2 separate regions of the Homo sapiens genome follow, and region 2 is linked to region 1. A link is a loop called in an ENCODE intact Hi-C map of the cell type or tissue named here. Cell type or tissue: psoas muscle. All regions are shown on one strand.

Region 1 (8,000 bases):
TTGCAAGATTATTCATTTTGTAGATGATATTTTACTAGCAGACCCAACAGAGCCAATACTTTTGAGTTTATATGCCTCTGTCGTTAAGATGTTAATCATAGCACCTGAAAAAGTACAGATGTCCTCACCTTGGAAATATCTTAGGTACATACTAACTTCCTGGTCAGTAAGACCTCAAAAGGTTAAATTAAATACTAGCAACTTACATACCTTAAATGATTATCAAAAATTACTGGGTGATATTAACTGGCATCCCCCCACCTTGGGCATAACTACTGATAAATTACAGAACCTGTTTTCTATCCTAAAAGGCAGTGCTGCCCTAGACTCACCCAGGTATTTAACCCCCGCAGCAAAAAGGGAAATTGAGGAAATAGACCAAGTTATTTCTCAGAGACAACTAGATAGCATAGATCCACGATATTCAGTTCAGTTGTTTGTTTTTCCTGCTAAACACTCCTCTACAGGATTAATAGGACAGATGGCCACAGGGCTGCGCTTCCTAGAATGTGTTTTTTGCTCACATACTGGGACTAAAACACTATTTGGCTATATCCAGCTAGTTAGTAAAGTCATCTATATGGGCTGCAGACGATGCAATCTGTGGCTGGGTTATGACCCTGAATGTCATAAGAATTTTCTTGAGTAGAAATTCGAAGTAGTCTTGCTCCATCTCTAGATTTTCAATTAGCACTCTTTGATTATGCAGGCCATATAAAATATGCCCTTCCTGCTGGCAGACTATTTCAGTTCTTATCTCATACTCCTCTAGTTTTGCCAACAAAAGTAGTTCACTCCCTCATACCTAAAGCTTTAACGCTTTTTACTGATGGCTCTGGTAAAAATGGAAAAGCGGCTATTTGGTGGAAACCACATAATTCCCTCACTCAATCTGGATTTACTACCGCTCAGGGAGCTGAGGTTGGAGCCCTAGTACTGGCCCTAGAAACCGAATCCGTTCAGCCCATTAACATTGTTAGTGACTCTGTTTGTTTGTTGCAAAACCTTGAGACCGCCCTCATTAAGTCCACTCTCGAGCCTACCCTGTGTACACCTTTTCTTGGACTTCAGCAATTGCTGGGTCAACATACACAGTTTTATCACACATATTCGAGCACACAGCTCACTGCCTTGCCCACTGGCTTATGGCAGTGATCAAGCAGACCTGCAGCTTATGACGTCACTGCTTGACCAAGCCACCCAGTCGCTTCAGTTTTTCCACCAAAATTAGAGAAACTTAACAATAGCAGCTTACCCAAAGACTGGGTAAACAAATTATCCTGCAGTGCCCAGATTGCCAGCTCACAGGCACATCTCTTCCTTGAACAGGTGTTAACCTTAGAGGACTAGAACCTTATCCATTATAGCAACAGATGTTACACACGTCCCTAAATTTGGAATACTAAGATATGTACATGTATCCATTGATACCAGTTCCTACCTAATTAGCGCACATGCTCTTCCTGGAGAGTCCACACGATACATCATTAAACATCTTTTAACTTTTGCGTTTATGGGGTGGCCCACAAAAATTAAAACTGATAATAATCTGGCCTGTGCCAGCTCACATATTCAACAATTTTGTCACACATGGAGCATCCAACATTCCACAGGCATCCCGTATAACTGACAGGCCATAGTAGAACGTGCCCACTCCACCCTTAAAAATATGCTCAGAAAACAAAAAGGGGAAAATGAGTAAGGACCCTGCAACACTACTAGCACAAGTGTTATTTACCCTTAATTTCTAAAATTTAAATGATAAATTTCAATCAACTATAGAAAAGCACCTTGCTAAAACCTCTCAAGACATAAAACCCGCAGTTTTATGGAAAGATGTAAATAGTAACGTATGGTGTAGTCCAAATGAATTGCTAACGTGGGGAAGATGATATGCTTGTGTTCACACCCCCCTCAGGCCCTCTTTGGATTCCAGTACGATGCATCAGACCATACCATGGCGTGGCTAGGACCCAACACAGTACCAGAAGTGAAGGAAATGATCCTGCAGGACCCGCAGCTCCAGACAACACAGCTTCCTCAGACGACACAAGCCCCGGACATTACCTGGGGGATGCTGAAGAAGACAACTTACAAGGCTGAGCAAATCCTGCTCCAGACACAGAAACCATTCACTCCAGATAATTTGTTCCTTGCTCTGCTCTCTGGTGTAAGTTACAACTCACGTAGGATCCTTTTTATGCTCTCGCTTCCCCTGCAACCCGTACCGGCTACACTCTATTGGGCTCATCTGTTAGATCCGCCTTTCTTACGCCCTGTTACCTGGGCAGGCACCCCCTTCCCAGCCTCTAATAACGTTAACTGCTTGGCTAGGAGGGATTGACTTATCCCAGTAGGGTCCGTTATTAATGGCACACATTGGACTAAGGTGCCAGGTAACACTACATATCACTCCATTATCTTCCCACTGTGTGTAAGGTTACTATGTACCTGCCGAAACACAATTATGGCTACAAATGGCAAAGGAATTGCCTTAACATTCTTGTGCCAGTAGCCTCAAACCGGGCAAGGCAATCAGTGCCACTTTCCCCAGCATTCTTCCCTGTGCTAAAGAACAAAGCCAGGAAAGTAATGGATTCCACTTTGGTTGGGAGGTCTGTCACGGGGGACAAGCCCTTAGTCTCCAGTTAGGCAATTTAACATCTTAGACTGGAGCCCCCACGGTCATTTACAGGGCGACCATACTGATGTTTGCATCCATTGTGGTGTCAATCTTAGTTTCATAGCCATGTCCGTTCCCCTGTGATTTGGGCCAAAGGGGGGATGGGATATCCCAGACCCCAAGTAGAGTCCTTGCCACCCCAAGACACTTAATGGCATCTGGGACATCTTAGCACCACCCTTAACACCTGGCATGGGACATAACATAATTCCAGTAACAATTATACTATGACCTTTATGCATAATCACACAGATCAGTGCCTGATTTGCACTACCCATCCATATGTTTTTCTTATGGGAACCAGTATTTCCATTACACCTCAAAACTCCATGTTTGTGACCTGAGTGCAAGGACAGGCTTGCTTCACCTCATGTATCATTAATTACAATATATCTAATTTAAATATTACTAGTATTATGGTATTAAGGAGACAATCTGAGGCATTCCTACCAGTCAGTTTGATACACGATTGGCAAGGTTCCTTTGCTCTTGCCACCTTAGAACATGCCCTGTCCCAGGTCAGACACCAAAGATTCATAGTTAATCTTACAGCCTTTATAGTCTCAGCCATAGTCATCCTAGCAACTGCTAGTTTTGCTGTAGCATCTATTACTGAATCAGTACAAATAGCTGCTTTTGTAGATAACTTGGCCAGAAATGTGTCTAATGAACTTCTCTTACAGCAGGGTACAAATCAAAAGGTTCTTGCACATCTGCAAGCCCTCGAGGCTGCCTTGGAACATGTAGGGGAGTGACAAGATGCGCTGGCATTCTGACAGCAATTAAACTGTGACTGGGAGCATAAGCATATCTGTGTCACCTCTCTACCATGGAACCAATCAATACATAGTTGGGATGAGGTGAAACAACACCTCGGGGTGACCTTACATGATAATTTAACAGCAGACGTAAAGCAACTTAAAACTAAAATTCTAGAATCCCTAAACGCCATAGATCTACATGTCCAACAAACAGTTATATGGAAGGATGTGCAAGAACATCTCTCCTGGATAGACCCTCACTCCTTGATTGGAAAAAAATATTACTAATTATACTCATGTTTGTCTTATGTTATTTACTAATTCTAGGATGCAAAGCCGGAATACGAGCAGTAATCGCTACGCCTGACAAACCTGCTGCTGTGCACATCTGTACTCTTCAATCAACAAAACCTGATGCAAAAAACAAAAGGGGGAGATGTAGGAGATCAGTCAGGGTGGTGGGAAAAGTTATAAGGAGAGACGCAAACCTTCTTGGAAGTCCAGGAGGTTTTGCAAAGCTTCGGGAGAGAATAAAGGCTGAAGGCAGCTAAATTCTCTTACCCTGACGCTAAGGGCAAGAAGTAGGTAACAAAGGAGTGTAAAGGAATTTATCTAGACGAGTTTTATTTACTTTTGCAGACCTTTGATCATCCTATTGCGCGCAGGACTGCTCCCAAGGCGGTGGGGGTGACAATTACCTACAGATTGTGTTGGCTCCAGGCCTTTGTCATTAAATCTGTACTGAATAAATACAAGCGGCTCCAGCTTATCAGGGCTGCATTCTCTCTTTGGTGTCTCTAAGGCCGAACAGTCCCCTAGCCGCACTCATGCAAAATACCTGTGTCTGTGTACTTTTTTCATCCGTCGCTCAGCCTGAGTCTGCAGGTCAGACTTGGCAGGATTTTGACTTGATATATTGTGTGTGTTTGGAAATGGGGAATAATTCCTATGCTTATGTACTGTTGATGGGAATATTAATTGGTTCAGCCTTTCTGAAGGTCAGTCTAATGTTACTTGTTAAAATTTAAATCTGTATGCCTTTTGATACATCAAGTCCATATCTAAGAATTTGCCCCCATAGTAATTCCATGGACATACAAAGATGAGTATAGGGCTGTTTCTTGCAGGGTTCTTTCGAAATTATTGCTAGGTTGACTTTTAACTAAATCCAAGTGATGTTATTTGTAATGTAGTACTTAAATGTTTTTCTTGTTGTTTTAGCCAAAACTGGACAAGCCAAGGCATCTGTAGCCAAAGTAAACAAATCTACAGGTATGTTTTTTTAATTAGGATTCTAGACTATTAGTTAAAACTTTAATGTATTTTAAAATCGTATGGCAGTAGTAGTCTTGGATTTCACATGACATAGTCTGTATTGAATGCATGCTAATCTTTGAGATTTATAATCATCTAGCAATTTTGAGAAATGATATGTACTAGATAATGCTTCTATAGTAATTATTGAAATAATTAACTGGAGAAATTTCTTATGATGAGTATCACATATTTTCCTCTTTCTCTTTTATTGAGGTCTCTCTTCTTCCTTACTTTTATATAATAGTTCAATAAATATGATCCTTTGTAGTTTTTGTGAGCTATAGTGGGATTTTAGGTAATTATTAAGTTTTTTCTCTTTTCCCTGGCATAATCCTTTCCAGTTTTTCTCCCAGTTCTGCTAAATCCTGATTAATTCAGGGTCATCTCTTTAAGTGGATAGAAATCAATGTATTAAATTATCTTTCAAGCCAGGCATGGTGGCTCACGCCTATAATCCCATCACTTTGGGAGACCGAAGAGGGTGGATCACCTGAAGTCAGGAGTTAAGTCCAGCTTGGCCAACGAGGTGAAATTCTGTCTCTACTGAAAATACAAAAAAACTAGCCAGGCACCAGTGATGCACGCCTGTAATCTCAGCTACTGGGAAGGCTGGGGCAGGAGAATCGCTTGAACCCGGGAGGTGGAAGTTGCAGTGAGCTGAGATCTTGCCACTGCACTCCAGCCTAGGGGACAGAGTGAGACTCTGTCTCAAATAAATAAACAAACAAATAATCTTTCATATAATGTTAAAAAGGAAAGGAAACAGCCTGGAACTGGCAAAAATCATTATTAGTGGCAGATCCAGAATTTTCATATAGTAGTTTCATAGAAGCAGTAATTTGAGTGGGTTATGGGTGGCTAGGAAACTTGTCTTGAAGCTGCATTTATTTTGCCAACACTTTGATGTTACTTTGATACCAAGTGTATGGGAGTCATTGGGGATGTGGTAGACTGGGATTAAGCTGATGGCCACCCCTTTACTTGCTGGAAATTAATGCCAGCTATTTTTTATTTTTTCCTTAAGTCCCAGTACCCAGATAGAAGTGATTTGTGATAATAACATAGGGATAGTGAAAGAAATATCTTAAGGGCTCACTGAGGCTCAGTTTACTGCAGTGTGGCAAAAGTCGTGAATGACAAGTTACGTGACAAGCTATAAGGATTTGTATTGCTCTTTTTGAGCAAAGATTATGGACTGTCTTGACTATAAAGGGTGGATTTGTAAACTTTCAGTTGATTTTTTTAGATGTCAATGAATGCTTTTTGTATGATTTTTAAAAGTATGATTGTATTCTCATAACGTTCCTGTTAGGTAATTTTGGCAATCACCACCCTTATGTATAGGGAAATGTGTACACAAATCTGTTCGTGCCCCAAAGCTTCTCAATAAAAATTGGAATTCAATTTAGATCTATTGATTTTTTATCTTGGGCTTTTTCCTCATCCATTCTCGCTAGTTGTTATGAATCCTAATTTCGAAGTTAAATCTTCTGTTGCTCTCTGAATGGTGGAAAGGGTTTGGGCTCTCTGATGATCTTCTGCAACACTTTCATGATCACATCTTTATAAACAGTATCATCTTGGAAAATAGGCCATAGTAATAGATAATGTAGGTACAAATAATGGTCAGAGCAATTTAAATAGTACTGTACAGCTAGGAAACTGTAGGAATGAGTCAAAACAATCTTTATATGACCTGACTATGATATAAGTATTCTTGAATGCTTTCTAATCAATTAGGAGCCGTGGAAGTGTGGGTTGGGAGGATCTAGGTTTAACTGCTTTTGGAACTGCTCAAAGTATGGGATTGTTTTTGTGTCCTTGGAATTAGTAATTTTGCTTCTAGTTGATCCACACATTCAGAAATTTATTTAACTTGCATGAATGCTATTTTAAGTACAGGTTGAGTATCCCTTATCCAAAATGGTTGGGAGCAGAAGTGTTTTAGATTTTGGATTTTTTTTCAGATTTTGGAATATTTGCATATATATAATGAAATATCTGGGGGATGGGAGCCAAGTCTAAACGTGAAATTCATTTATGTTTCATATACACCTTATATACATAGCCTGAAGGCAATTTTATACAGTGTTTTAAATAATTTTGTGCATGAAACAGTTTTTTTTAAGTACTTACATGGGAATTTCCCTCTTGTGGTGTCATGTCAGCAGCACTCGGGGTTTCAGGTTTTGGAACATTTCAGATTTTGGATTTTCAGTTTAGGGATGTTTGACCTATACCCCAGTAGGGAGGTAAATATCTTATTTCAGTGATTTCTTTTTTCTGAAGAAATTATCATCATTGCTAGATTTAGAAAATGGCCTATGTCCCCAAAGATGATAGCATTTTATGTTTTGAATAAAACACAGCCTATTATTCTTACATCTTTTTCTCTGTGAGGTTCTTTGGAGATTGTTGATACTAGTTAAGTAAACCAGTTTTGACTGCATCTTTTGTGATTTAGGGAAATCAGCAAGTTCTGTAAAATCTGTGGTAACGGTAGCTGTTAAAGGTAATAAAGCTTCAATCAAAACAGGTAAGACTATTGGGGAGGAGAGATTTTATTGTTTATTCTTTATTTATGTTTTAAATTCGTATAATAATTTTTAGCATCTAATACTTGAAGAGTTTAGTAGATATTTCCTTGATATTTAAAACCTGACCCATTTTGTTGGAATTTTATCTTTGGCAGATAGGCAGATATATTTTTGTGCATGTAAACAATCACATATATATAAAGCTATATAACTGTACATTTTTGACAGCTTTGTAATCACAGGTTGCTCTGTCGTTTCCCTCCATAAATGGTTTAATCTTTGTTTCCTTCGCTTTTTTTAGAGTTGTCAATTCATATTGCCCTCTCCAGTTTGTACAGTTTCTTAGATGCTTGTTACTTTTAAAAAGGATGTTAGGAGAATTCATTTTTTTTCATAAAGAAATGGAACACTATTTAAAATAAATTTAGCACCTTGCAACTAGAGCAATCTTTTTAGTAGTACCTTTCCTAACAGACTAATTCTAAAGAATCTTTGCAGAAATTACACAGTATTATTTTTGCGTGTGTGTGATTACAATGTTGGTCTGCCACATGAAGGTTAAACATGTGGCTCATTTGACGGCATCACCAAAAAGTTGTATCTTGATTTAAATTTGCTTTTAATCTTACTGGGAAAGAGGTACTGAAAATAAATAGAAATAATGACTATGTGGAAAAGAGCTGCTTTTGTAATAAAGTCAAA
Region 2 (8,000 bases), 250 kb before region 1:
TTGAATAGTTATTTCAGGAGTTGAAAATTTTCTTTTTGCTATAATTTGCTTACTCTGTAATAAGTAATAATAAATATTTATTATAACAATGATATAATTTACTATTAATATATTAATGATAATTTATTAATATATTGATAATATTTATTATAATAATATTCCAGAGGAAGATTCTTAAGTGAACCTAGAAATAAATTGTAGGTTTTGTTATGTTCTACCTGCACTTTATGTTTCAGGCTTGGGATGATGTAGTACGTAAAGAAAAACCTAAAGAGGATGCATATGAATATAAAAAGCGTTTAACCTTAGACCATGAGAAGAGTAAATTGAGCCTTGCTGAAATTTATGAACAGGAGTACATCAAACTCAACCAGGTGAGGAAGCCTGTAAGGCCAAGCCATTATTATTAAAGAAATAGAAGTAGAGAACTAGGCTTTTTGTGACTGTTGAAATCGTGAAACAGAAATCTTGAGCTCTTTGGCTACCTCATGTAAGTATGAGACAGAGCATGCTAGGAATAGAAGGGTTCTAATATTCCCGCTGGATGTGAGGGGTTGAGGGGGGTTGCTTTGCAATTAGACTTTGGTCACCTGATACTTTTACAACTCATTAACTTTCTAGCAATTATGGTGGTGCTACAACTTTAAAAGCATTTCTCATTGATATTTTGAAGTAACTGATATATTTTACATGATTATGAATTCATTCTGATTTTTAGGTCTGTTTTTTCTTTCACTTAACTAAAATCTCTGGGCTGGGTATGGTGGCTCACATCTGTAATCCCAGCACTTTGGGAGGCTGAGGCGGGCGGATTGCTTGAGGTCAGGAGTTTTAGACCTGCCTGGCCAACATAGTGAAACCCCATCTCTACTAAAAATACGAAAAAATTAGACGGGCGTGGTGGCATGTGCCTGTAATCCTAGTTACTTGGGAGGCCGAGGCAGGGGAATTGCTTGAACCAGGGAAGTGGAGGTTGCAGTGAGCCCAGATCGCGCCACTGCTCTCCAGCCTGGGCGACAGAGTGAGACTCCATCTCAAAAAAAGAAAGAAAGAAAGGAAGAAATCGCTGGTTAAATAATAGGACAAGGTCCTATTCCTAGGAATATTATATGCTGATATAATAATCGAATTATTCCTTCACATTTGATTTATTGGGAATGTGGGTACTTAGGGATCAGATGGCATTTTTCTTCTGCAAAAGCCATTTACGATTCCCACCAGATTTTGTTAATGAATGCCCCTCAGTTAGCAACAGCAAATTGCCCTGATGCCACTGTGAAACTGAAGAACTGAAAAGATTTGAATTAAAATTCTTCCTGGCTGCCTTGCAATCCAAGGTGGTAGCTGAAGGAGGATGTGTACAGTTTCATTTGAATCTTTGAGGAGATTGGGTAGATACAGAAGGTATTTGATGACCACGAGAATTAAAAATTAGATAGGTAATGCAATAGCTTATGCCAGCTCTAAATGTTAGTTTCATTTCTCTCTTAGAAGTCAACAGCCAGTTCAGAAGTTTTTGAGGATGGACTTGGAGTTCTAGTAGCTAGGCTAGTTCTAGAAGTGAAATGATGGTAAACAGCACATGTAGGACCCTTTACTCACATTTGTGTATGTAATGTGGCTCAGAAAAATGCTGTGTAGCCAATATATAGCTACATATTTGATTTTACAGATATTGTTACCTAGAATGAGGTGAAAGGACATGTTTAGGATTTTTTAAAGTGTGAGGTACGTTAAAATAGTAAGCAGTAGTAGCGTGATGCCTGACTATGGCTGGAAGGTGGGTGCTGATGATGGACATTGGAAACAGACCTGAATGCATCTCTGTCATCAGGATCAGGAGGCAAAGAGCCTATCGTTTCCTAGTTCTGGTGGGTTTCTTTTTTTCATGTCTTAATAACAAACAAACAAAAAGCCCTCTTAGGCATTTAGAATAAGCATTTGGGGCCAAAGGGGACAGAGAGAGAAGCATGAAATTTTCTTTTTCTCTTCAGTAGAATTAAAATTGCTGTCAGTTTTTTCAATGTGATTTGTGAGAATAAATCTTTAACACATTACATGTAAATAAAAGAACAAAAAAGTCCCTACCATCCAAATGGGTATTTGGATAATTTTATGAAGTCTATATTAACACTTTACTTCTTTTTTTTCTTTTTTTTTTTTTTGAGACGGAGTCTTGCTCGGTTGCCAGGCTGGAGTGCAGTGGCGTGATCTAAGCTCACTGCAACGTCTGCCTCCCGGGTCCAAGCAATTCCCCTGCCTCAGCCTCCTGAGTAACAGGCACATGCCACCAAGCCCGTCTAATTTTTTGTATTTTAGTAGAGACAGGGTTTCATTATGTTAGCCAGGATGGTCTCGATCTCCTGACCTCGTGATCCTCCCGCCTCGGCCTCCCAAAGTGCTGGGATTACAAGCATGAGCCACCGCGCCCAGCCAGCCACCATGCTGGGCCATTTTTTTTCTTTTTAATTGATGTGAGATTTATATAACATAAAATGAACCACTTAGTGAACAAATTGGGAGCATTTAGGACAGTGTTATGTAACTACTAGCTCTCTCTAGTTCTAAAACATTTTTATCAGCCCACAATAAAGCCCCATACGCATTAAGCAGTTGCTACCCTTTCCTCACTTGCCCCAGCCCCAACAAACCCCAGTCTGCATTCTATCTCTGTGGATTGGCCTATTTTGAGTATTTGATATAAATGGAACCATACCATATGTGGCCTTCCATTTCTGACCTCTTTCAGTTAGTGTTGTGTTTTCAAGACTGGCATTTGTCAGTGCTTCATTTCTTTTTTATGGTTACACGGTATTCCGTTGTGTGTATTTACCACAGTTTATCTGCTTATCCACTGGTGGACATTCAGGCTGTTTCCACCTTTTGACTGTTAATAGTGCCATGTACATGTATTTGTTTGAGTATCTATTTTTAATCCTCCTGGTTGTACACCTAGGAGTGGCATTGCTGGGTCAGATGGTAATTCTCTGTGTAGCTTTTTGAAGACCTGCCAAGCTTGTTGCCACTGTGGCCGCATCATTTTACATTCCTACCTATCAACAATGCACAAGGGTTCCAGTTTCTCCATCCTTGCCAACACTTGTTATCACTTGCTATTTTCCTTTTAAAAACAACTGTAGCCATCTTAGGAATAGCTTAGTTTTTGACAGAAGTAAATACCAAGGTAATTAAATTTTTAAGTTCTGAGTATTAGAGGTAATGGTTACTGTAGCTCCTAAAATGCACATCACATCTCTGGTAGGTGCTGGAACCCTCATGGTACTGCTGCTTTTAATTTTGCTTTTGGAATGTTTCTTTGTAGCTGAAGCTTTAGTGATGAGAAGTTAGAAATACTCTCATTGACCTTTAGTGTTTTGTCCTGTGATATATATCAAGTCGCTTAGTTTGACATTGTTGAACTTATTTCCTAAGCAAAAAACAGCAGAAGAAGAAAATCCAGAACATGTAGAAATTCAGAAGATGATGGATTCCCTCTTCTTAAAATTGGATGCCCTCTCAAACTTCCACTTTATCCCTAAACCGGTAAGTGTGTTAACAGTTCAGTGTGTAGCTAGAGCAGGGTGACCTTCATAGCTTTGATCCTTTGTGAGACTAGCTCTTTATTTTGTTTCAGGATACAAACTTGTAGTTTGCTGTAAATTCCAGGCAGGGTCTCCATGAGGAAAGCTCACTTCTGGTCCCATGACAGTTCTGGCTCTACCCAGATCTTCAGTGAGCCCCTGCCAGCTGGGGCTGGGCATGGTCAGGCATCATGCTAGTACTGCCTCTTACTGTTTTAACTTACCTCACACTTTAAAAGATCCTCAGCCGTAGCCACAGGGACTCCTCCTTTCCCTACCCTCTCAGTCTTCTGTTGCATTTTCATTGTATAATGGGTTTGGAGATGTATGGATATCTATACCAGCATTTATGGAGTATCTGCTATGTGTCATATTAGGTTCTTTACATACACTAACACTTAATGCACACAACACTGAGGCAGGTACTATAGTTTCCATTTCACAGGGGAGAAAACCAAGGTTTAGGAGGTGGGAGAGTGAGAACTAACTCTGGGCCCAGCTGTCTCCGCATGATGTTCCTTCACCAGGCCCAGCCCTCTCAAATGCTCCTCCCCTGTCTGTCTGTCACCCAGACTTGGCTCTACCTGTCTATTCCTTGGAGCCTCATCTCCTGCTTACCAGCTTCTGTGAACCCATAAAACATGCTTGTACCATCCTTTGGTACTTGTTCACCTGTTGCCCTTTGGTGCCTGTGTTGTTGTCTGAAATGGAATGTCATGAATTAAAGACTAGTCTAGAAGTCAGAACCTGAGCTGAGTTCTGCTCCTAACTAGCTTTATGATGCAGGCAATCGCTTTACGTTTCATTTGTACCGAAGAGCTAATCTCCAAGATCCTTTATTATTAGTTGATGGCTAGGTGATTCCCATGCAAATATTTTATCTTCTCAGACAGTAAGCTTTTTTAACCTGGTTGTTTTTTTTTGTTTGTTTGGTTTTTTTTTTGGTATATATGTATGCTTTTAATCCAGTTGTAATTACATGCAAGTAAGTTCTTGATGGCAGGAACCATCTTTAGATTCCCAAAGTCCCTGCTATGGGCTGTGTAAAATAAACAGGTGAAGAGATGAGTGGAATTTCTCAACTCCTCTTGTCCAGCAGGTCTTACTGAGATGAAGGACGTGGGCCTTTCTGGGCCTTACCTGTGTGATCTGGCTCTTCCCACCCCTTTGGTCTCCCTTGGCTTGCTACCCCCACCCCCACTGATCTTCTGATTCCTTGAGCAGGCCAAGTCCCTTGCGCTTTCTCACTGTGCTCTTCCCCTGGCCCAGTAGGCTGCACTTCCTTTTTGGCATGGCTGGCTCCTTATTGCCCAGGCTAGACGCCTTTCCCTCCTTGCAGATGTTCCTTGGCTCCTTACCTAGGGTAGACTCCCCTTCCCACCTTGCTGCATGTCTCACCACTTGGCTCCTTTTCCTCATAGCTGCATTGCACATTTGCAGTCATTCGCTAGTTGTTCATTGCTCTCTACTTGTCTTCAGGCAGCACGAAATGCATCTACTGTTCCACTCTGTTCCTCGCACTAGCTAGGATCTAACACACGGAAGCCTTTAGACATTCCTTGGAATACTGGGAAGTGAAGGAGAAGTGAATGTATATGTGTCTATGTGCCCAAATGAAAAGCCTTTCTTTTTTCCCTTAAGAAATGTAGAATTGCTAGTGTAGGTTCCCCTTGATATTACTTTTTTCATGTTCAGGTTGGTATTTCACACCATCTCTGTAGACTCCATTTACTAATCACAGCCATTATTTTTTGTGGCTTTTTTTTTTTTTTTTTTTGAGACAGAATCTCACTGTGTTGCCCAGGCTGGAGTGCAGTGGCATGATCTTGGCTCACTGCAACCTCTGCCTCCCAAGTTTAAGCGATTCTCCTGCCTCGGCCTCCCGAGTAGCTGGGACTACAGGCATGCACCACCACGGCTGGCTAATTTTTTTGTATTTTTAGTAGAGACGGGGTTTCACCATGTTAGCCAGGCTGGTCTCAAACTCCTGACCTCAAATGATCTGCCCACCTTGGCCTCCCAAAGTGCTGGGATTACAGGCGTGAGTTACCGTGCCCAGCATTTTGTGGCTTTTTGGACTGTCTTCTTTTTCTCCATATTTCTCTTTAAACACTAGAATGGAACACAGTGTTTTTAATAACAGTTGAACAGTGGTCCAGTGGAAGAAATGATTTCTTTCACACTCTCATTTTTCTCTCACTTAGAATCCAGGATCCTATTGTGTTTATGGCTTGTTTTTGTTCTTTGTGAAGTTTCCTTGAGCAAATAACTCCATGGACAGGATGGTGATAAGGAAGAAAGAATGCTAATGTAACTGCAATATATAGTCACCATTTTAGTTGCAGGATCAGTATGAAACCTGTTTTAATTACTGGATTTCTTGGGTAGTTCTTTCAAAAAAAGACAAAAATCTGAAGCAGATGGTCCTTCAATTAACATTGCATTCTTTCCCCCTTTTTGTAATTGATAGCTTTGATTTATTTTGATACTGTTTGAGTTTTTCAGTATTATTTCATATTTGTTTATAGAGATGTTTTCAGTAGTTGAAAGATGAGGAAATTTATCAGTAGTCTATTTTTGACTCTTGTTCCCGTAAGCATCTTTCCTTGCATCTTTTTCCATATACTTCTTAGAGCTAGCTTTTTTTTCTGTAAGCAAAGTCAAGATAATATTAATAGAGATCAGTAAATCTTACCAAACAGCATTAATGGTTGTTTGAGAATGTCCACATGCATGGTAGATAGGAATAGTTGAGGAAGAGATGGAAGAACTGATGTTTGAAGATGGCAGAAATGTTATGTAAAAATGTAGAAAACGCCGGGTGTGGTGGCTCATGCCTGTAATCCCAGCACTTTGGGAGGCCGAGGCGGGCAGATCACGAGGTCAGGAGATCCAGATCATCCTGGCTAACACGGTGAAACCCCATCTCTACTAAAAATACAAAAAATTAGCCAGGTGTGATGGCAGGCGCCTGTAGTCCCAGCTACTCGGGAGGCTGAGGCAGGAGAATGGCATGAACCCTTAAGAGGGAGCTTGCAGTGAGCCGAGATAGCGCCAGTGCACTCCAGCCTGGGCAACAGAGCAAGGCTCTGTCTCAAAAGAAAAAAAAAAAGAAAAAGAAATACATGCTGTTGGAATGGTTTTGAGACAGAAAACCCTAAAATACCCAGGTCTCTGGGATCCTGAAGCAGTGCTGCCCCTCAGCACTGCCGTCATGCCAGTCCACTTAGGACTTTGGCTGTCACCATATCTAACATTTTAAATAGTCTCCATTAGGTTTGCTGACTTTCAAGCAAGTGAAAAAAAGATAATCTCCATAAAGTATTTTATATATTATACTTTAAGTTAATAGGTTCACAGTTCACACATTTTGTGTTAGAGTCCCTTCTGGCTTCCCATTGAATGTATTATCTCTTTTCTAGCCTGTACCAGAGATTAAAGTTGTGTCAAATCTGCCAGCCATAACCATGGAGGAAGTAGCCCCAGTGAGTGTTAGTGATGCAGCTCTCCTGGCCCCAGAGGAGATCAAGGTAAGAAGCCAATGTTGAAACCTTAAATGTCTGTTACAAGTTAGTTGATCATAGCCAGACTCCATTTATTTGACGTCATTTGCCTTGCACTTGTAGTTCTTATTCCAATGTATCTCAGCAGTTTCTAAGTATAAGCAAACTAGTAATGTTATAATATTCAAATACCAGTCTCCTATATTCTGGCTTTATTATGAGGTACAGGTTTGAGAGTTACTGTAAGAGCAGTTTTAAAATAGCTAGTATCAATATCTTATTATAATCCAATCTGAATACTAGCAGTGATGTTAAGTTGAAAACAAATGGCTTGCATTGCATATATACTAGCAATAGTTTAGTGTCAGCATTTCCCCCTTATTTTATTCATGTAATGCTAATTAGTAATGGAATCTGAATCTAGAATCGAGCATTTGGTTATCAGAAGAGGCTAGATATATCAAATGCAGCAATCCCTGCCATGTGAACATTGAAGCTTATGCCTTACACAGTAATAATGGTTTCTGCCAGGTGCTCATCTTCCTGGCTGGCTTAGCAGCAGGGCCTTCTTTTTCCCTCCTCACTTGATTTGCTACACCTACACTCACCCCTTCTGTCTGAGCCTCTGCCACCTCAGTGCAGGTGACAGCCCTGGCAGGATAGGCTGGCAGCTGAGGAGAAAAGAGATAGAATTGATCCTCACTAGAGAGATGTTTCCCTTCCCTTCCTCTGTTCCTTGGTCTCTGCCCTCTGGCCTCAGTCCAGTTGCTGTCATTAGCAGCTCAGAGCTGAGGCTGCCTCTGGCATGTCCCTGAAGCCCATTGGAATCTAAATGCTGTGGAGGGCTGGCTCCTCTTGTGCTGTTAGGTTGAGAACCCAACTCTCCATGTTGCCTTCTTGTGAATTAGTTTGGGAA

What was found. Peaks named below come from ENCODE experiments on the same cell type or tissue, not always from the same donor. Only the 100,000 strongest peaks of a DNase experiment are listed, where the experiment ranks them.
Region 2: it touches region 1 in a loop (2.1-fold over the local background); 2 of 110 quality-filtered maps call a loop at or near these places.

The regions. Positions count from the first base shown.
Region 1 is chr2:71,391,476-71,399,475 of GRCh38, forward strand. It overlaps ZNF638 (zinc finger protein 638), which reads left to right. Exons shown (of 28, transcript NM_014497.5): 11 at 4,666-4,716; 12 at 7,226-7,297. Among named protein-coding and RNA genes, the nearest start is that of ZNF638, 64 kb to the left of the region's middle. In psoas muscle, no CTCF peak of the experiment used is centred here; no DNase peak of the experiment used is centred here.
Region 2 is chr2:71,140,996-71,148,995 of GRCh38, forward strand. MPHOSPH10 (M-phase phosphoprotein 10) reads left to right here. Exons shown (of 11, transcript NM_005791.3): 7 at 237-374; 8 at 3,433-3,543; 9 at 7,004-7,111. Among named protein-coding and RNA genes, the nearest start is that of MPHOSPH10, 14 kb to the left of the region's middle. In psoas muscle, no CTCF peak of the experiment used is centred here; no DNase peak of the experiment used is centred here; H3K27ac peaks cover 843 bases.